Linked DNA regions of Homo sapiens: region 2 is linked to region 1. The links are chromatin loops, found by intact Hi-C in ENCODE. Cell type or tissue: PC-3. All regions are shown on one strand. Each heading gives the region's core, and the rest is flanking DNA. Links, peaks and the distances in the headings are about the cores only. Region 1 has its middle 5.2 kb from the start of CAPN9. Region 2 has its middle 11 kb from the start of COG2.

Region 1 (10,247 bases), core at 763-8,762:
TGCAAGACCATTTCTGCTCCTGCTCCCCAATCTCCCCTAGTTCTTGCTCATTTCCATGCCTGGTTCTTAGCTTCCCAGTCCATTTTCTGAGTTCCCCAAACCCTTCATCAAATACCTCTCTGCCTAGTTTATACTGATCAGACTGCATTGCCCGCAAGAAAAACCCTGACACATGCAGGAGTCATCTGCACAAAGTGCCATGCGTAGGTGACTACTAAGAATAATACTTAGAAATTGTTTATTATTATTATTATTATTTTGAGATGGAGTTTCACTTTTGTCACCAAGACTGGAGTGCCATGATGTGATCTCAGCTCACTGCAACCTCTGCCTCCCAGGTTCAAGCGATTCCCTGGCCCCAGCTTCCTGAGTAGCTGAGAATACAGGTGCCCACCACCACACCTGGCTAATTTTTGTATTTTTAGTAGAGATGGGGTTTTACCATGTTGGCCAGGCTGGTCTTGAACTCCTGACCTGAGGTGATCCACCTGCCTCAGCCTCCCAAAGTGCTGAGATTACAGGCTTGAGCCACTGCGCCCAGCCTGTTTATTATTATTATCATTATTGCTATCAAATCTCCCTTTTAGTACTACAACTTTACGAAACACTGTAGGAGGCAAAATGAGGCACAGAGCTTATTTATCTTTTTAAGATAGCTTTGAGATGTAATTCAGATACTGTACATACAATTCACCTATTTAAAGTGTACAATTCAATGATTTTTAGCATATTTAGAGTTGTGCAACCACCACCACAGTCAATTTTAGAAGATTTCATCATCTCAAAAAGAAAGCCTTTAGCCATCACCCCCACCCCTCCCACTTCACCCCATCCCCAGCCCTAAGCAACCACTAATGACTTCCTGTCTCCATAGATTTCCATAGTCTGTTGTCCTTTGTGACTTGCTTCTTTCAGTTAGCGTAATGTTTTCAAGGTTCATCCAAGGTGTAGCATTAGTACTTCATTCCTTTTTATGGCTGAATAATGTTCCACTACGTGGATATACCACACATTATTTATCCATTCATCAGCTGATGGACAATTAGTTGCTTGCACCTTCTGGCTGTTATGAATAAGGCTGTTGTAAGCATTCATGAATAAGTTTTGTGTGGACATCTGTTTTCAGTTCTCTTGACAGATACCCAGGAGTGAAACTGCTGGCTCCTACAGTAACTCTATGTCTAGTTGTTTGAGGACCTGTCACACTTTTCCAAATTGGCTGCACCATTTGACATTCTCACCAGTTCATACTTTTAAAAATTACCCACGTTAAACAAGAAATGATGTTTATAAATCAGTCATCATAATTGAACTTCATACCATGGTAGTCTCATATGTAAAAAGTGCTATAAAAATAAGTGCTTATCATGTTACTTTATGTCTTCACAGCTATGATTGTCAGTGGCCTTATAAATTATTTTTTCCTAGAGACCCAAGCTAATAAATCTCTTTTGAAAGTTGAGTCATAAAAATTGCTATGACACTTTGTGAAAGCCATAAGCTCGAAAGAGACAAATAGTTCTCTTCCTGAGCCTTCCATCCACACAAATATTAGGTATGCTTGCTGGCTAATGCTACCTTGCCAAAGGGGGAGGATACGTCATTTATAAGAATCAGAAAATGGTGCATTAAAAAGAGAAAATGGAGAGTGGGAAAGGATGAGATGCATAAAGAGATGCTGAAAATAAACCTTTACCACAAAAAGATGGGAATTCAATTAGATGTATGTCCCATAACTAAATACACAACTGTAGATGTAGGTGATAAATCAAATGAGATATTTTAAATTAAATTATTTTAATAAACCCAGTAATATTGTACACAGACAATATAAAAATCTCTGTAGTCAAAGGACTTTTAAAAAAATTACATCTCCTTCTGCTATAGAAAAACTTCACACACCTCCAGCAGCAAAGAATCTTATTTCTCAGTGGTAAGGCATGTTAGGGATACTCTTGCTACTATGTAACAGACTTTATCAATGTTCCCTCCAATTAAACATAATAAGGCCAGGTGCAGTGGCTCACATCTGTAACCCCAGCACTTTGGGAGGCCAAGGCAGGAGAATCATTTGAAGCTAGGAGTTCAAGACCAGTGTGGGCAACATACTGAGACTCCCTCCTCTACAGGTTTTTTTTTTTTTTTAATTAGCTGGGTATGACTATAGTCCCAGCTGCTCAGGAGGCTGAGGCAGAAGGATGGCTGGAGCCCAGGAGTTGGAAGCCACAGTGAGCTATGATCATGCCACTGCACTCCAGCAGTGTCTCTAAAATAAAATAATAATAATAAATGTCCAATCACAATTTCCACTATGGGGCGGGGGGTGGCTGGGAATTAAGAGTCACCTTGTCCACCAGGGTGTTGCCCTGAGCAGGGCATGAGATGGTGTGGCAGAGTCTGCAGAGCTGAGAGCCCAAAGCTGGGGACCACTGAGAAGAGCAAATGAGTTTCTGAGGTTCGGCAAGCACAGAGAAACCAGGTGGAGGGCTCATCATTAACGGGAAATGTTGGAGCCAGGCTGAGCTTCCGGGGTAATTACGGTGCATTGCCCCCGATAGGAAAATGAAACACAAGTTATGCTAGCTGTGACCCCTCCACAGCAAATACCGTAAGGAAAGAAGCTGGTTCCCAGAGACACCTCAACCAAGAAGATCCCAGAGAGCCAGAGGTCCCTGCTCCAGTGGCAGGTTTGGTAAGATTCACCCTGACCTAGATGCCACTATCAGAAGGAGGAAGGAGGAGGAAGATCACTTATTTGGGGAAAAGTGGACCTGTTACTGGAAAGGGGTCCTGATCCAGACCCCAGGAGAGGGTTCTTGGACCTCACGCAAGAAAGAATTCAGGACGAGTCTATAGATCGAAAGCAAGTTTATAAAGACGTAAAGAAAGAATGGCCACTCCGTAGGTAGAGCAGCAGTATGGGCTGCTCAACTGAGTATACTTAGGGTTATTTCTTGGTCATATGCTAAACAAAGGGTGGATTATTCATGAGTTTACCAGGAAAGGGGCAGAGGCTTCCCTGAAACAAGGCTTCCTCTCCTTTTTAGACTATAGAGGATGACTTCCTGACATTGCCATGGCATTTGTAAACTGTCATGATGCAGGTGGGAGTGTCTTTTAGTATGCTAATGTATTATAATTAGTGTATAATGAGCAGTGAGGACGAACAGAGGTCACTTTCATCGCCATCTTGGTTTTAGTGGGTTTTGGCAGCTTCTTTACTGCATCTTGTTTTATTTATCAGTGGGTTCTTTGTGACCTGTATCTTTGTGACCTGCCGACCTCCTATGTCATCCTGTGACTAAGAACGCCTAACCTCCTGGGAAAGCAGCCAGGAGGTCTCAGCCTTATTTTACCCAACCCCTATTCAAGTTGGAGACATTCTGGCTCAAACACCTCTGACAAACCTTACAGGATATTTGAACTTTGAAGTAACTGCTAGTTTACAGAGACAGAAGAAGAGAGATAGAGTAAGAGAGACCATTTTAAAATGAATAAGAGTGTCACACAACAAAATCTAAATACAAGTTTTGGTGCGAGGTGGTAACTGGGGACTCCAGAGGGCAAGAAGAGATAATATTTTTTTTAATTAGGATTTTTGGCCAGATGCGGTGGCTCACGCCTGTAATCCCAGCACTTTGGGAGGCTGAGGTGAGTGGATCATGAGGTCAAGAGATCAAGACCATCCTGGCCAACATGGTGAAACCCCATCTCTACTAAAAATACAAAAATTAGCTGGATGTGGTGGCACACGCCTGTAGTCCTAGCTACTTGGGAGGCTGAGGCAGGAGAATAGCTTGAACCCGGGAGGTGGGTTACGGTGAGCCAAGATCGCACCACTGCACTCTAGCCTGGCAACAGAGGAGACTCTGTCTCAAAAATTAGGATTTTTTTGGGCCCTAAACTGCGGAGAGTAAATTCCTATCCTGCTGCACCTGTGATTCAAGTCATCCTAAGATCTGTGCATAGCATCAACCTCCAGCTCCTAGATGAGAAGGAGAAAGGAAATCGTCTTGGGCTGAGGTCAAACTCCAGGGAAAGAAATCCCAGAGAGTTAGCAGAAGGCAGACAGGTATATTTATCATTCTTCAACAATGAATGTTTAAGGAGTGAAACTACTTCTCAGGGACGGAAGTACAATTTCAACGGTGTCACCTTAGGCCATAGGGGCAGTGATCTAGAGCTTACTTAGGGAGATTAGGCCTTGGAGGAAACTATATTCCACAATCAAGCCAGAAAGCAAGGCCAGAGCTGAGAGAAGCTATAGGCAGCTTGTGCAGCCCTGGGAAACCAGGGGAACCACCAGGTCGTCCACGAGCCTATGCGCCTACAAGCTGGGATCTCTTGAGTCAGACAGCTGAGGCCAAAGACTGGCATCACCCTGTGGAGCAGCGAGTGTGGGGGAGATTTGGGCTGGGTGCTCTGTTGCCTTTCAGGAGATGGCTCTTACCCTATGGTGTGATGCCTGAGCACGGCTCATTCCCACTGAAGAAAAGATTTGTTATGGTTCATGAATGAGTGCCCACTAGGACAGGGGTGAAACTAGGAGTGTTCCAGGGATGGACAAGTCCCTGGATGAAGAAAGGGAGACCCTCACCTGATGTCAGGCTTACCAATGACCTTGGGAGGGGATGGATAGGGAAGCAAGGTCTGGGTGAAGATCTAGTTCTCATCTTCTAGGAAATGGGGGTGGCCCTCAGGACAGATAAGCTCCTTTGCAAATGTACAGACATCTTGCGAGGAGAGATACACGGGGGAGGGAAGGCAGAGCCCACCTAGGCCAAAACATCATTGTGGGCTTTAAGTTTCAAACTAGGCTTTTAAAAGTCGACAACAGTTAAGGCTAGTGTTGTGGTGTACACCTGTAGTCCCAGCCACTGGGGAGGCTGAGGTAGGAGGATCTCTTGAGCCCAGGAGTTCAAGCCTTCAGTGAGCTATGATCATGTCACTGCACTCCAGCCTGAGTGACAGAGCAAGACTCCGACTCTAAAATAAAATTTTAAAAAATTCAACCAGGTAAATCTATAGGGTTAAAGCTAAAAAAATATAAAAGGCATATAGAAAAGTCTCCCCACATTCCTCTACCCCCATCTACTCCACCTACCCCCAGAAAACAGAACCACTATTATGAGTAGATCTTTGTGTAGTTTCCGAGAAATTTTTATGCAGATATAAATAAATATTTTTTGCCTTCTTTCTCCACAAATGCTGGCATACTCTACATGCCATTCTGCACTTTGAATTTTCTTTTTTCTTTTTCTTTTTGAGACAGAGTCTCGCACTGTCACCCAGGCTGGAGTGCAGTAGCACCATCTCGGCTCACTGCAACCTCCACCTCCCGGGTTCAAGCAATTCTCCTACCTCTGCCTCCCAAGTAGCTGGGATTACAGGTGCCCACCACTATGCCTGGCTAATTTTCTGTATTTCTAATAGAGACAGGGTTTCACTATGTTGGCAAGGCTGGTCTTGAACTCCTGACCTCATGATCCGCCTGCCTTAGCCTCCCAAAGTGCTGGGATTACAGGCGTGAGCCACTGCACCCGGCCACTTTGACTTTTCAGTTGAACACTGTATCCCAGGGACCTTCCCACATCAGTGTATGCAGAGTTTCCTTGTTCCGTTTTATGGCTGTACACTGTTCCACTTCATGATTAGCTGGACCATAATTTTCTTTACCATTCCCCCAACAGAGGGCACTAAGTGCTTTCCAACCTTTTTTAATGTAAACAATGCCACCATGAAATGAGCAAGCTGGTATACCTTTCACTTTTCGGGGTGCGGCTCTATCATCAGGATAAAGATAAATTTCTAGAAGGGAAACAGCTGGATCAGAGTGGGTGCATTGGTAGCTCTGAGAGGTATTCATAAATAGTTCTCCAAAAAGGAGACACCAATTTACACTCCCTTCAGCAAGTAGGGGGGTGTTTTACTTTTTCTTTTTGAGATGGAGTCTCGCTCCTCGCCCAGGCTGGAGTGCCGTGGCTCGATCTCGGCTCACTGCAGCCTCTGACTCCCGGGTTCAAGCAATTCTCCTGCCTCAGCCTCCCAAGTAGCTGGGATTACAGGCACCCCCACCACGCCTGACTCATTTTTTGTATTTTTAGTAGAGTCAAGGTTTTACCATGTTGGCCAGGCTGGTCTTGAACTCCTGACTTCAGGTGACCCATCTGTCTCAGCCTCCCAAAGTGCTGGGATTACAGGTGTGAGCCATTGCACGCAGTCGTCTTACTCTTAACATACCCAAAGTGTTCAACTTTTCTTCCAAGTCTGCCTCTCCTCCTTCTGTCACCACCATCACCCATTTGCTCAAGTCTGAAGGCAGGACGCCACCTTTACACCTCCACCCTTGCACCCCAGCAGAACGCCCTGACAGTACTTCTAGAAGAATCTGTCCCTTCCTGCCTTCACTCTGGTTACATCTGGAGTTAGCCTCAGCCCCTCTCACCTGGACACCTGTGCAGGTCCCCTGCCTCTCCACTCTCCACCCTCCTCGCCAGCCCACCCCATCCTCCACACTGCAAGCCAAGGGGCTACAAATGTCGCAGCCGGGTGGGCTCACTCTCAGCCCATCATAGGGCTGAGATCCCTCTGCAGGATCCAGGCTGTTTGGCATATCCCTCAAAACCCAGGCCCTGCTGTAAGGCCTGGACCGGGTGGGGTCCTAGAGGTCATCTCCCTGCACCCATGTGAAGCTTCTGAGCATTTGTCCTTGGGGTTTTGCCCCATGGCATCCCAGAGCCACCCAGGCACTATGTTCACCTCCTGCTGCCCTTCAAGATGAACAAGAAGAAGAGAAACAAAGGGAGTTCGCCACAGGCCTGAGTGTGGAGGAGACAGAGAAAGAACAGCACAGAAAAGAGAGGCCAGGAAGGCCCCAGATGCCAGGTCAGGTTCATTTCATGTAGAAATCACTTCAGCAGATTGCTCTGCTAAAGAGAAGAAAATACACTTAACATGATGCATGGCCCCCGCTTGGCTCAAAGCTGATTGCATCTCTAGGCTAGCGACAAGCTGGCAGAGCTTATTAAAAACAGTGCACATGATTCTCTGCCCAAGCTCAGAGCCCTTTCCCTCTGAGCCACTCAGGGCATTTCCCAGTGTGGGTGAGGAAGTGTGCAAGGCCTGGTAGACCTTAGATTGCATGGCTGCAGTTTCTGTAACTATTGTTCATCCTGAGAAGTGAAGGTTTGGAAAACTAAATGAAGACACCCAAGAATGCCATCTGCTTTCTTGAGGCATTGGTTCAATGTTTACTCAGCAAATGTGCATCGTGCTCCTGCCCTGCACTGGGCTGAGCTGGGAGCAGGATTAGACGCTAAGACAAAGTCATGGAGAAGTCCGGTGCCATGAGCTCTGCAGGAAAGATGGACCCAGGGCTCTGTGGGCAGACATTGGGCAGGAAGAATGATGAGGCTGTAAATCCTGAGAATGCACTCCCTCCCGCAGACATTCTCAGAGTCCCAGAGTGTTAGGGGGCAGGAGGAATTCCAGCTGTGGTTCTGGAGGATTGTTAAACCTTTTTGGTGTGTTTCCTACTCTGAGGCATGTTTGTTTTACTCACAATGATGATGCAATTCTCCAATTACCTAGCAACTATACTAAGACTCTAAAGAAAAAGGCAGGTTCTTCCAATACATAGATAAGTCCCAGGTGGAAGGACAAGACCCCAGCCTGGAGAGGTGTTTGTATCGGGAGGAGAATGAGAACGTAAATCCCTGAAGCTGGGAGTGGGTCTGGTGCTGAGCAAACCCTTTACAGTTCTGGTCAGTGCTGAAATTTACTTCAAGGTCCTTTCTCAGTTGCTGGGGCATTTGAAGGGGATGCTCCCAGAGATCTGGGCTGGTAATCATTTCCCTGCCGAGGTGTCACCAGAAATGGATGGCCCTCACATTGCCACACCTGTCTCCCTAGGTTGCCCTCCTTAATCACTTCGAAACAGAGCCGTCTGCCAGGGCAGTGGGCAATGGGACACTCCTGGGCAGCTCCATCATCTCTAGCCAAGAATCATTTGGACTGGCCAGAACTGCACTCTGGTCCCAGCCAGAGGACCCCAGTTCCAAAGTCCTTCATTGTGCAAACAAAGAGACAAAAGAGATGCCTTGCAAGTTGAGGCAAGTCAGGCTCAGAAGGAGACCATGAAATTCAGCAGCATCTGTGGGAGTGGCAGGGGGTGCAGAGAGGATAGGGGAAAGGGAGGAATCAGCAGCTCCTGATCCCCTCCATGTGCCAGACTTTGCAAGTGGCTTTGCTTCCACAAACCCGCCATGCCTCTAGCAGGCAGCACCGATTATCCTGATTCACAGCTTGGAAGCAGGGACAGACAGCATGGATAACTCGCCCAAGATCACCCCAGGGAAAACTGGGAATTTGTCTTAGTTCATTCAGGCTTCTATAACAAAACAGCACAGACAGGGTGGCTTATAAACAACAGAAATGTGTTGCTCACAGTTCTGGAAGCTGGAAGTCCAAGATCAAGGCACTGGCAGATTCCATGCCTGGTGAGGGTCTACTTTCTGGTTCCTGTGTCCTCACATGGTGGAAGGGAGGAGGGGGCCCTCTGTGACCTAATCTTTCATAATGACACCAATCCCATTCATGAGGGCTCCACTCTTCTGACCTAATCACCCCTTAGAGGCCCCACTTTCTAATACCATTACCTTGCAGGGTATGGGTTCAACATACAAATTTTGGCGGGGTCGGGGGGGTGGTGCGGAATACAAGCAATCAGGCCATAGCAGAGTAAAACCCAAATATCCCCAACTCTAATGTCTAGACCTCCCCTGTAAAACCATATGCAGGATCTACTAGACAGAACGTGTGTCAGACTGAGTGCACACTCCTGGGAACTGTGAGCTTATATAAAAATTCACATCATGGCCTTTTAACTGTACCCATTAACTCAAGACCCCTTGTCTCCAAACCTCAACTTTGACTAGTTAGAGAATCACACAGAAATCATTATAAAGTGCTTAGAACATCAGAGTTTTCACGTGGTGACTAATACTTTTATTGACTTATTTTTATTGATACATAATATTTGTACGTATTGATGGGGTACATGTGCTATTTTGTTACATGTGCAGAATGTGTGATATCGAGTTGGGGTATTTAGGCTATCTATCCCCTCCAGTATTTATCATTTCTTTTCTTCTTTCCTTCTCTCTCTCTCTTTTCTTTCTCTCTCTCTCTCTTTTTTCTTTTTTTTTTTTTTTTTTTTTTGACAGAGTCTCTCTCTGTCACCCAGGCTAGAGGGCAGTGGCACGACCTCAGTTCACTGCAACCTCCACCTCCCAGGTTCAAGGGATTCTCCTGCCTCAGCCTCCCAAGTAGCTGGGATTACAAGCATCCGCCACCACACCGGGCTAATTTTTTGTATTTTTAGTAGAGACAGGGTTTCATGATGTTGGCCAGACTGGTCTTGATCTCCTGACCTCGGGTGATCAACCCTCCTCGGCCTCCCAAAGTGCTGGGATTACAGGTGTGAGCCACCACACCCAGCCTGTATAATCATTTCTATGGGCAAACACATTTATCAAACCACCTCCATCCTCTAACATTTGTTTTTTCTCAGACGTGAGATCCTATTTGTAGGACTATAACAACAAGGAACTTTATTAATATGATGTCTAGAGAATGAAAGAGGCACATGTGCCCTAGAGGAAGAGCCGATGTCCTCTGTGAGTTCTCCTCTATCAGGGGTCAGGTTGGATGAAATCTAACCCCCACCTGCCTTTGTAAATAAAGTTTTATTGGAACACAGCCACACCCATTCATCTGTGTCACATCTACGGCTGCTTTGTCACTACAACAGCAAAGTTGAGTAGTTGCAGCACAGACTTTGCGTGGCCCACAAAGCTGAAAATATTCATGGTCTGGGCCTTTACAGAAAAGGTTTGCTGACCCCAGTGCTGAATCACTATGGGATTGCCTGTGCAGGAGCTGTGCCAGCTGTGTTCACATAATGCATCCTGCTTTCATTCACCAACCTCCCTTCCGACTACAAAACTCTGCCATTCTCTGATGCAGGAGATGGGACTCAAGACCACACCGTGCACTTCTCCGTAAAGCCACCTCCTGGACCAGTTGGGTTTCTTGCTCCTTTTCCTTCTGAAGCAATCCTCTCTCTCCCATGAGGCCCCCTGAGCGCACTAAGCAGAGGTGCCGCCTCTGAGTGGAATGTGCCAGGCCCCAGAGCTGCCTCTGAGTCTGCAGGAGTGCAGAGTGGGCAGAGGGCTCTCTCTGCTGTT
Region 2 (10,247 bases), core at 1,344-9,343, 110 kb before region 1:
AAGTGATTCTCTCACCCCAAACCTTGAGTAGCTGGAACTACAGCCACTCAAAAAAAAAAAAATAGCCCTGCTAATTTTTCTATTATTATTATTATTATTATTTTTTTTTTTTCGTAGAGATGGGGTTTCACCATGTTTCCCAGGCTGGTCTTGAACTCCTGGGCTCGAGCAATCCACCCACCTCGGCCTCCCAAAGTGCTGAGACGTGAGCCACCATGCGCAGCCTGACCTTTTAAAACCTGGGAGGCACAGCAAGAACTCTGGAAACCAGAGTCTTTGAGTGAGTGAATTCCTTCTAGAATACTTGAAACTATCCCGAAAGTCTTTTTTTTTTTTTTCTTTTTCCCAAGACGGAGTCTTACTCTGTCACCCAGCTTGGAGTGCAGTGGCGGTATCTCGGCTCACTGCAACCTCTGCCTCTCAGGTTCAAGCAATTCTGCTGCCTCAGCCTCCCAAGTAGCTGGAACTACAGGCACACACCACCAAGCCTGGCTACTTTTTTGTATTTTAGTAGAGACAGGGTTCCACCATGTTGTCCAGGCTGGTTGCGAACTCCTGACCTCAGGTCATCCGCCTGCCTCGGTCTCCCAAAGTGCTGGGATTACAGGTGTGAACCACTGCGCCCAGCCAAAGTCTTTCATTTATACCTGCTTTCCCTCAAGTGCCAATGGAGATTCATGAATTGTAACAAATGTACCCTCAGGTTGGAGATGTTGACCGTTGGGGAGGTTGTGCATGGTGGGGGAGTGGGGAAGGGTATGTAGGAAGTCTCTGTTTCTTCCACTCAATTTCACTGTGAACCTAAAACTGCTCTAAAAAATAAATTCTATTTTTAAAAATGGGAAAAAAATCCAAGATCCATCACATGTAAAATTGATTAAAGTATATTTCATTAGTATAAATTTGTAACTGAAAATTTATAATATTTACTTAATTTTTAATCAATGAATAGGAATCACAAGGTGATACAAAAAAACTTGGAATGAGGAGTTGTATTTGACAATTAGAGAGTCAGCATCCAAATTATATCTATGTTTTATGTTGTATTCATTTATATTTTGTTCCTTGAGAAAATTTTGATTACAAAGGTAAATAATTACAAATAAAAACTGACTCATAATATTTTGCCTTGAAATCTCAAGGTATTCATTCTTTAATCTAAATTGAAGAAAAGGTGACAGAAAATCTTTGCTTCAAAGTTGAATCACTAAGAATGTCTAATACATGCTTACACTCCTAAATGCAAACATAAACATTTTATAAGGAGTACACAAATTTACACCACGATGTATAATTTTACACCATCATGTGCTGTTACATGGCTGGCTATCCTGTCCTATGGAGAGCATGAGGATCTCAGGGAGGAAGACAAGTTGAGACTTGCCCATTTGAGCAAAGCTAGTGTGCATTTAACACCTTTGTCTAAGGTCTTGTAGGTTAGTACAGACCAAGGCATTTTTGACCAGGCAGCAAGGGGAGCCAAAAGCCATGCCACGCTCTGCCCCCAAGTCATGCACCCAACACAGAGCTGCATCTGCCCAGAAGAAGGAGTTTCTTTTCCTAATTCACATGCAGGTGACTTATAAAGACAATAAGGCACTATATAGTCAGCAGTGAGAGGTATAGTTGTGTATTCACGCATTTCAGTTTTATATGCTTGAATATACACAGGCATGAATTTCTTAAAAGAGCAGTTGAGAGTTTCAATTTTTCAAGTTCCAATTACATATTTGGAAGATCAACTATATGCACAATAATGACGAGAACAATTTTATTCAATAGTCTGCACAAAGATAAATTAATCATGGCTGCATAAGTTAATGTAGTGGTATTCTTTAAAGTGTCAAAATTCAGTGTATAATACACCTAAGAGTATTGTTTGCATCATTTTAGCAGAAAGAAAATGAATAAATATTTTATAGGCATTTAAATGAAAACTACATGTGCAGTCTCAAAAACTATGGAATAAAAATGAGGTCACATATCCATTAAATCGAAATTAAATGGCTTAAATATTTTGTTTAATTGTGTTGTTTTTACTAGAGACAGGGTCTGTCGCACAGGCTGGAGTGCAGGGTGCAGGGTTGTGATTATGGCTCACTGTAATCTCAACCTCCTGGGCTCAAGCAATCCTCCCATCTCAGCCTCCCGAGTAGCTGGGACTACGGGCACATGCCACCATGCCTGCCTAAGTTTTTAAAATTTTTTGTAGAGACAAGTCTCTGTATGTTGCCCAAGCTGGTCTCAAACTCATGAGCTGAAGCAATCCTCCTGCCTCAGCCTCCCAAAGTGTTGAGGTTACGTGGGTGAGTGAGCCCCCACTCCCAGCAAAATGATTTCAAATTCTTACCCACTTCCCCAGATGTAGTTTGAAGGTCAAAGATTGCTGGGCTGTTGGTTAAGATATCCTTGCCGGTACTGCTGCCATTGTAACCACAGCAGTGTGCAAGGGGTATTCTGGAATCATAAAAAAGAGATGCCTAAACCTGATTTAGGAGAAGATGCTGAAAAAATGCTAGGAAAGATTGTATTAACCCTGCCACTTATTTTCTGTATTCTGTTGCTTTTATATCTGCGGCCTTGCTGACCCTGGAGGGACTGCCCCTCCAGGACTGTTTAATTCCTAGAGATATTAAATGACTTGCCACAGAGTGTGCCTTTCATATGAAAACCAACCAATCCAGAGCCCACACCCCACAACCCCCTTTCTTATTGGGCTCCCATATGTAGGGCCACTATTCTCCTATCCTAATCACCTCATGGCCAGGTGCAAGACAATTACAGATGACCTCTGTGCCCCAGAGCCTGTTGAAATTATTCAGACTAGACCATCCTAGAGCTGCTTCCCTGTCTCACCCATTCCTTCCCACAAAACCACCACAAAAGCTCTCTCCCTGGATCTCCTGACCAACCCTGGTGCTTCCCCATGTGGCCCTTTGTGATATGGTATGCCCCCTCCTCTTGGGAACTGTAATAAATGATCTTTTCAAGGATAATTATCTCCTGATCTGCTGGCCTCATTATACTTGAATAATAATAAAATCCACATGTTAAAACAAAGACTTCCTGAAGGAGGTAATGTATGAGATAAGGTCTGAAGAATGTGGAAGTATCATCTTTGTATAATGAGGCAGCAAATGGTGTTTTAGGTACAGAGAACAGTATGTGCTGGAGATAAAAGAAGGCAGAAGCCACCCAAGAATTCAAGTAGCTGACTGTGGCTGGAGCACAGAAAGTGAGGAAGATGTGGGTTAAGGTGGAGTTGAAGAGGTTGGCAGGCACCAGATCTGGAAGGTCTTTATGTGCCATGTTTAATAATCTGCAGAAAACATCAGCTACTGAGTTGTGCCTGACCACTATGCTTTCTCATCTTCCTTCTCCTGCAGACAGCCTGCTAATATCTGTGGGATATTTCTCCCACACTTTATGCTGTCTGGTTGGGGACATCTGATTGGTCCACCTGACCAAATTTGACGAATCAGAATGTTCCCTGGGATTGATATAGAAATGGTGGGAAAGATGCTGTTTTTCTACAGAAGTGACTGGCTTTGGTGGATGTGATTCCAGAGCTGGCAGTGGTGGTCTTCCCTGACACTTGGAAAGACGCTGACTAAAGAAGAAAGCACTCCAATGGAGACAAGTAGACATGAGACACTGACAGTGAGAAAAAAAATATTCCACTGATTTTAACTCCCGATTTCTTGATCCTGAAATTCTAGTGTTTCTGCTTTTCTTTGAATACTATGAACTACCACAGAATCCTTTTCTATGTGAACATGAGAATCCCTTTTTTAAAGTTTTGCTTTGTATTTTTTTCCCTTTTGTTCAATCCAGTTTGCTTTGAATTGCTGCCATTTGCAACTAATGGGTCTTAAAAAAATCCTTCACTAAGGAAATTTAGAGATCCTGAGGAATTTTAAGTAGGAGAAGGATGTAATGGGATATATATTTTAGAATGATCATTTTGGAGCTAATATGGAGAATGAATTGGTGTGGAGAGAGAAGGGAAGGAGACATCTGGCTGGAGGTGGGAAGAGACAAATTGGAAAGCTTTTGTAGTAATTCTGGCAGAATATGGTGAAGGCCCAAAACAGAAGGGAAAACTGGGCAGTTGGAAAAGATTAGATAGATACAGAGGCGGGATGATTAATGAGATTTTGGTAAAATCTGAAATCGTTAGGCTTCTAATACACTTATTTTAGGATTTAACATTATCATCTTTAGAAAATTGTCTCTAGTGGTGATGATACCATAATCTTTTCAGTGATTAAAGACAAAAATCTTAATCTGGCTTGGTTTGTAAATAATCAAATGGAGTTTAAGAGCAGTAAGCAGGGCACAGTGGCTCACACCTCTAATCCGAGCATTTTGGGAGGCCAAAGCAGGAGGATCACTTGAGGTCAGGAGTTCGAAACCAGCCTGGCCAACATGGTGAAATCCTGTCTCTACTAAAAATACAAAAATTAGCCGGGTGTGGTGGTGTGCACTTGTAATCCCAGCTACTCGGGGGGCTGAGGCAGGGGAATCACCTGAACCCGGGAGGTGGAGGTTACAGTGAGCCGAAATTGCGCCACTGCACTTCAGCCTGCGTGACAGAGCGAGACTTCATCTCAAAAAAAAAACCCAGTAGCAATAAAAAGCAATTCAAGGGTTTGGAAGGGTGGGTGAAGGGGAGTGATAGCATTCCTCTCGCATTTTAAGAATATCCTTTGACTGCTGTGTGGAGAATGGCTAGAATGAAGGCAAAAGTACAAACAAGGAAACTAGTCATTCTTCAATATTTATGGAACACCTACTATGTGCCAGGTACCATACTAGACCCCAGAGATGGAATAGTTAATAAGAAGGATACAGTTTTTGGCTCCATGGAGCTTCCATTTTAGTGGGGCAGTCAGACTATAAGCAGACAAATTATCTATCTATCTATGTATCTATCTATCTATCTATCTATCTATCTATCTATCTATCTACCTATCATCTCTATCATCTGTCTATCCAACCATCTACCTATATCTATCCATCTCTTTCATCTATCCATTTATATCTATCTAATGTGTCTTCTATCTGCCTACTTACCTATCTCTATCATCTATTTATCTATCTCTACCATCTACCCATCTATGCACCTATTCATCTACCTATCTATCTCTATCATCTGTGTATCCATCCGTCTACCCATCTATCATCTATCTATCTATTCATCTATATATCTGTTCATCTCTCTGTCTATCAGTCTATCTATCTTAGGAGTTGATAAGTTTTAGGAAAAAAGGTAAAGCAGGGTATGGGGCATGGCAGGTGGAGGTTTACAGGAGCAGGTTGCTATTTTATTAGGCTGTGTCAGGGAAGTTTATCTTATTTGAGCAAAGACCTGGAGAAAATAAAAGTGTGAGCAGCAGTAATATCTGCAGAAAAGCATTCCAAACAAAGTAAACAGCAAACTGAACATGGGAGCGTGCCTATTGTGTTTGAAGAAAGGCATGGGGATCAATAGGAATGGAGCAAGAGGGGAAATGGTAGGAGACAGGGAAGAGAGGTAGTGGGGTCCTGATCACGTAAGTCCTCAAAGGCCTTTGTTAGGATTGACCCTTACCTCTGTGACCAATGAGAAGCCATTGTATGGTTTCAAACAGAGAAGAGGCCTGCCTTGGCTTAGATTTGAAAAGAATCCCTCAGGCTGCTTTGTGGAGTATAGACTCGCAGGAGGATGAGCAAGGGTAGAGGCAAGGAGACAGTTCAGAGGCTACTTGCGTTCATCTAGATCAGGTTTCACAGCCTCTGCACCATTGACATTTAAGGCCAGATAATTCTTTGTTGTAGAGGCTGCCCTGTGTGTTGTATGATGTTTGGCAGCACTCCTGGCCTTTAACCACTAGATGCCAGTAGTGACCCTTCCCTCAGTAGTGCCACCAAAGATGTCTCCAGACATTGCCAAAACCCATGGGGAGAAGAGTGGACAAAACCTTCCCCAGGTGAGAACCACTGATCTAGATGACCGATGACAGTGGCATGCACTAGAGCAGTAGATGGGCAGGTGGGGAGAAGTGGTGAGATTCTGTATGTGTTTTGAAGGCAAAACACACAGAATTTGTTGATGCATTATGCGTGGATCCTGTGAACAAGATAAGGATTAGGAAGATTTTAAGATTTTTGGCCTGAGGCACTGGAACAATAAAGCTGCTGCTTACCAAGATGGGAAAGACTACAGGAGGAGCAAGTTAGAGGAAATCAGGAGTCTGGTTTTGGATGTGTTGAATTTGAGATGCCTGTTAAATCCACATGGAGGTGACAAGTAGGCAGTTGGATATACAAGTCAGGAGTTCAGGAATGAGGTCCAGGCTAGAGACAGAAATGTGACAGTCATTAGAACAGAGGTGTTACTTAAAGCCTTGAGGCTGGGAGAGCTTGTCTGTGCAGGGAGTAGAGATAGGGAAGGTGTGTTAGGCAGCATTTTAAGATGGCCATCTGATATCTGACCTATGTTATGTCCTTTGAAAGTAGACAGGACGTAGACTTGCTTCTAACTAGTAGAATATGGTGAGGTAAGGGGTTGTCCCTCCTACAAGTACACCATGTTACATAAGTCTGTTTTTTTGCTGACTGGAATCAGAGGCTTTCCTGCTGACTTTGAAGAAGCAAAGGGCTTCTTGACAACCACTGTGGAGAGGTCTCATGGCAGGGAACTGCAGGAGACCTCTAGGAGCAGAGGGCAGACTCCAACAGATAGCCAAAAAGAGGCTGGGGCCCTCAGACATATGGGTGCAAGAAAATGAATTCTGCCAAAAATCTAAATGAGTTTGGAAATAGATTCTTCCCCAGCTGAACCTGCAGATGAGAACATAGCCCAGTCATGCCTTCATTTTTGCCTTGAGGGAGATTCTGAGTTAAGCAAAAACAGGTCTGAGTTCAGGAGCACATTGGTGCTGAAAAGTTGAGGTCAGGACAAGCCAACAAAGACTGGCAGAAAACAAAGGCAGAGTCAGAAGCTAAGTGAATAAAATGAAACATTTTGAGAAAAACAGAGGGACTACTGTGTCAATTGGGACTGACAGGTTGAGTAATCTGAGGTCTGAGAATGACTTATGGGATTTGGCAAAGTGGTGATTATGAGTGACCTTGAAATGACCTTGAAAAACAGCTGTCTCCCTAGAGTAGCGGGACTGAAAGCCTGATGGCAGTAACTGAGGTTAAAACACACACACACAGACACACACACACACACGTCAGGATTTGGATTCATATGGGAACAGCAATCAAGTCTGCATTCTGTTTTGGAGGTAACATCAATAGGACTTGCTGACAGACGGGAATAGGGGAAGGGAGAAGTCATCCCAAAGGTGGAAGCCCTAGCCACTGGGTAGGAGGCAATGCCTTTTACTAAAATGGGAGAAAACCAGGAGAGGAACAGGTAGAGGAGGGAACCAGTTAAAGTTATGTTAAAAACCTGGTGTCTCTTAACATATCCCCACAGAGAAATTCCATAGGCAGTTGGATATGAGTCTGAGCTCAATAAACAGGTCAGGATTAGAACTTCAGAGCGTTCCATTTACAGAAAGTACTTAAACCAATGATACTGTCTAGAATCATTGAGAACAGTGGTTCTGAAACTGAGAGATGAGGGTACATAGGAGGTGGCGATCTTGCTTCCAGGGCACACTGGGCAATGTCTGGAGGCATTTTTTATTGTCACAATTCAGGCAGGGAGTGCTACTGGCAACTAGTGTGTAGAGGCCAGGGATACTGCCAAATATCCTACAATACACAACAAAGAATAATATAGCCCAAAATGTCAGTTGTGCCAAGGTTGACAAATCCTGGTCTAGAAAGCACGTTGCTATAGAAGGAGACTCAGAATCAAGCTCTGGGGAATCTGAAATGTGGAGGTCAGATAGGAAAGGGTAATCCTTAAGGGAGATTTAGGATATAGGTCCAGAATAGCAGGGAGAACACCTACGTGACTATGATAAACTAAGAAAAGAACAGGAAGTGAGAACCGGGAGACCCCGAGCACAGGTTGCTAGGAGTAGACGTCTTTGCTCACACACCTCCTGATAGAATTTATATACCATCTTGAACATTTTTAAGTTGACACCTGAAATAGTTCATCATAAGTCTATATTTTTTAAAATTATTTATAGGCTGAAAATATTTAGTATTTTAAAAATATAACATAGGAAAAGATTGACTTGATTGGAATAAAACTTGCCTGATACAATTTACTGTTTTTTAAATGCTAGCTTTCAGTTATTCTCTTTACTTAACCATACTGAATCTGAAAAACCCCTGTTAAAATGCTGATTTGTGTTTCTACCCCCATTGTATCTGGACACTTTTGGTAGTCCCTCAAACCAATTTAGTTTAATTTAAAAGAATCAATGTCACTAACCCAAAGGGATTCTGCTTTTCTGATTTCAGAGCATGCTAACAGTAACCCAAAGACTCTGTTTCTAATGATACCCTTTGCTCTTAACAAGAAAGAAAGGAAGTCCTAAGTGTTGATGTTTCTGTTAAAAAATTAAGGGAGACCAGTTTTTTGGGGCTGAGGTCCTGCGCTAGGCCTCAATGGACCAGACTAAACTAAAATGGAGTCACTCGTACTGACTGCCATTTAATCAAACTGAAACTTTAAGGAAGGAGATAGATCTCCAAACAGACCAGTTTTTTCCTGAAAACAGGAGATTCCAGTCCACTTGTGTCAGCATCATACGGACGTTTCCCCTGCTTTAACCCCTACAAGTCACCTCCTGAAGTAACCTGATGTTAACCAATCAGCTTCTTTTTTACTATTGTTCCGTTTCCTTGTTCTCACCTTACAAACCACCCCCGTTCTGCAATTTCCCAGTGGGACCTCTTGTTCTATTTTTTTTTTTTTTTTTTTTTTTGAGACTGAGTCTCACTCTGTCGCCCAGGCTGGAGCGCAGTGGCACAATCTCTGCTCACTGCAACCTCCGCCTCCCAGGTTCAAGTGGTTCTCCTGCCTCAGCCTCCCGAGTAGCTGGGATTACAGGTGCCCGCCACCACACCTGGCTAATTTTTGTATTTTTAGTAGAGACGGGGTTTCACCATGTTGGCCAGGCTGGTCATGAACTCCTGACCTCAGGTGATCCGCCCACCTTGGCCTCCCAAAGTGCTGGGATTATAGGCGTGAGCCACCGCATCTGGCCTTCTTGTTCTATTTTGTAGGATGGTGGCTGCCCTGATCCATGAATCATAAATAAAAGGAAGTTAGATTTATCACTAATGATATCTGATGCATTCTTGGGCATATCAGTTCTACTACAGAGTGTATATGGAAGGAGAAGACCTGGAAAGGGACTCTCTTATAATGATCTGTGCACAAGATTGTATAGAGAGTTTTCAGGTATCCCCAGGGGAATGGTAACCAAGTTGGGCAACCAGGGTATAAAGAAGTATTTTACAAGCTATACTGTGAATGACGGCAGGGCAGGAAACTCAGAGGTTGCTGACAGGAGTGGTCCATGAGAAAGTAGGCATTGAGGCCAGGCGCAGTGGCTCACGCCTGTAATCCCAGCACTTTGGGAGGCTGACAAGGGTGGATCACTTGAGGCCAGGAGTTGAAAACCAGCCTGGTCAATATGGTGAAACCCATCTCTACTAAAAATACAAAAATTAGTTGGGCATGGTGGCGCATGCCTGTAATCTCAGCTACTCGGGAGGCTGAGGGAGGAGAATTGCTTGAATGGGTACCCGGGAGGTGGAGGCTGCAGTGAGCAGAGATCCTGCCACTGCACTCCAGCCTGGGCTACAGAGTGAGACTCTGTCTCAAAAAAAAAAAAAAAAAAAAAAGAAAGAAAAAAAAAAAAAAAGAAAAGAAAAAGCAAAAAGAAAAGAAAGGAGGCATTGAGTTACCTCCCAGAGTGGAGTCCTGGAAAGGGCTGGAGAGAATGAGTCCCAAGCACCCGAGGAGGGAACTGACTGTGTGACAGTGGGGATACTTGCTCCCCTATGACAGTCTCTCACCGCTCTTCTCACTAACTCGGCTTTATCTTTAGTGAACTTTTAGTTTTTATTAGTTTATCGTGCATCTGTTCCATTACAATGGAAATTCCATGATGAGAGGGACTTTTCTGTATTGTTCATTACTGAATTACCAGTGCTCAGTGTATTGCCTACCATAGAGTAGGTGTTTAATAAATGCGTGTGGAATAAATGATAAAAAATGAAAATACCTGGACACAGATATAGTATAGATGTGATCTGATGGTAAGAACATGTGAGAATTGTTG

The links. A loop is a pair of places that touch in the nucleus more often than their neighbours do. Peaks named below come from ENCODE experiments on the same cell type or tissue, not always from the same donor. Only the 100,000 strongest peaks of a DNase experiment are listed, where the experiment ranks them.
Region 2: a loop joins it to region 1, with 10 times the contacts of the local background. A loop is called at or near these places in 8 of 110 quality-filtered maps.

The regions. Positions count from the first base shown.
Region 1 is chr1:230,737,069-230,747,315 of GRCh38, forward strand. It overlaps a transcript of AGT not described here. Among named protein-coding and RNA genes, the nearest start is that of CAPN9, 5.2 kb to the right of the region's middle. In PC-3, for the core only: a CTCF peak has its summit at 5,703 (motif pointing right); DNase peaks (open chromatin) are centred at 5,673 and 7,503.
Region 2 is chr1:230,626,593-230,636,839 of GRCh38, forward strand. No RefSeq gene overlaps it. Among named protein-coding and RNA genes, the nearest start is that of COG2, 11 kb to the right of the region's middle. In PC-3, for the core only: CTCF peaks have their summits at 5,879 (motif pointing right) and 6,082; a DNase peak (open chromatin) is centred at 5,879; H3K27me3 peaks cover 3,328 bases.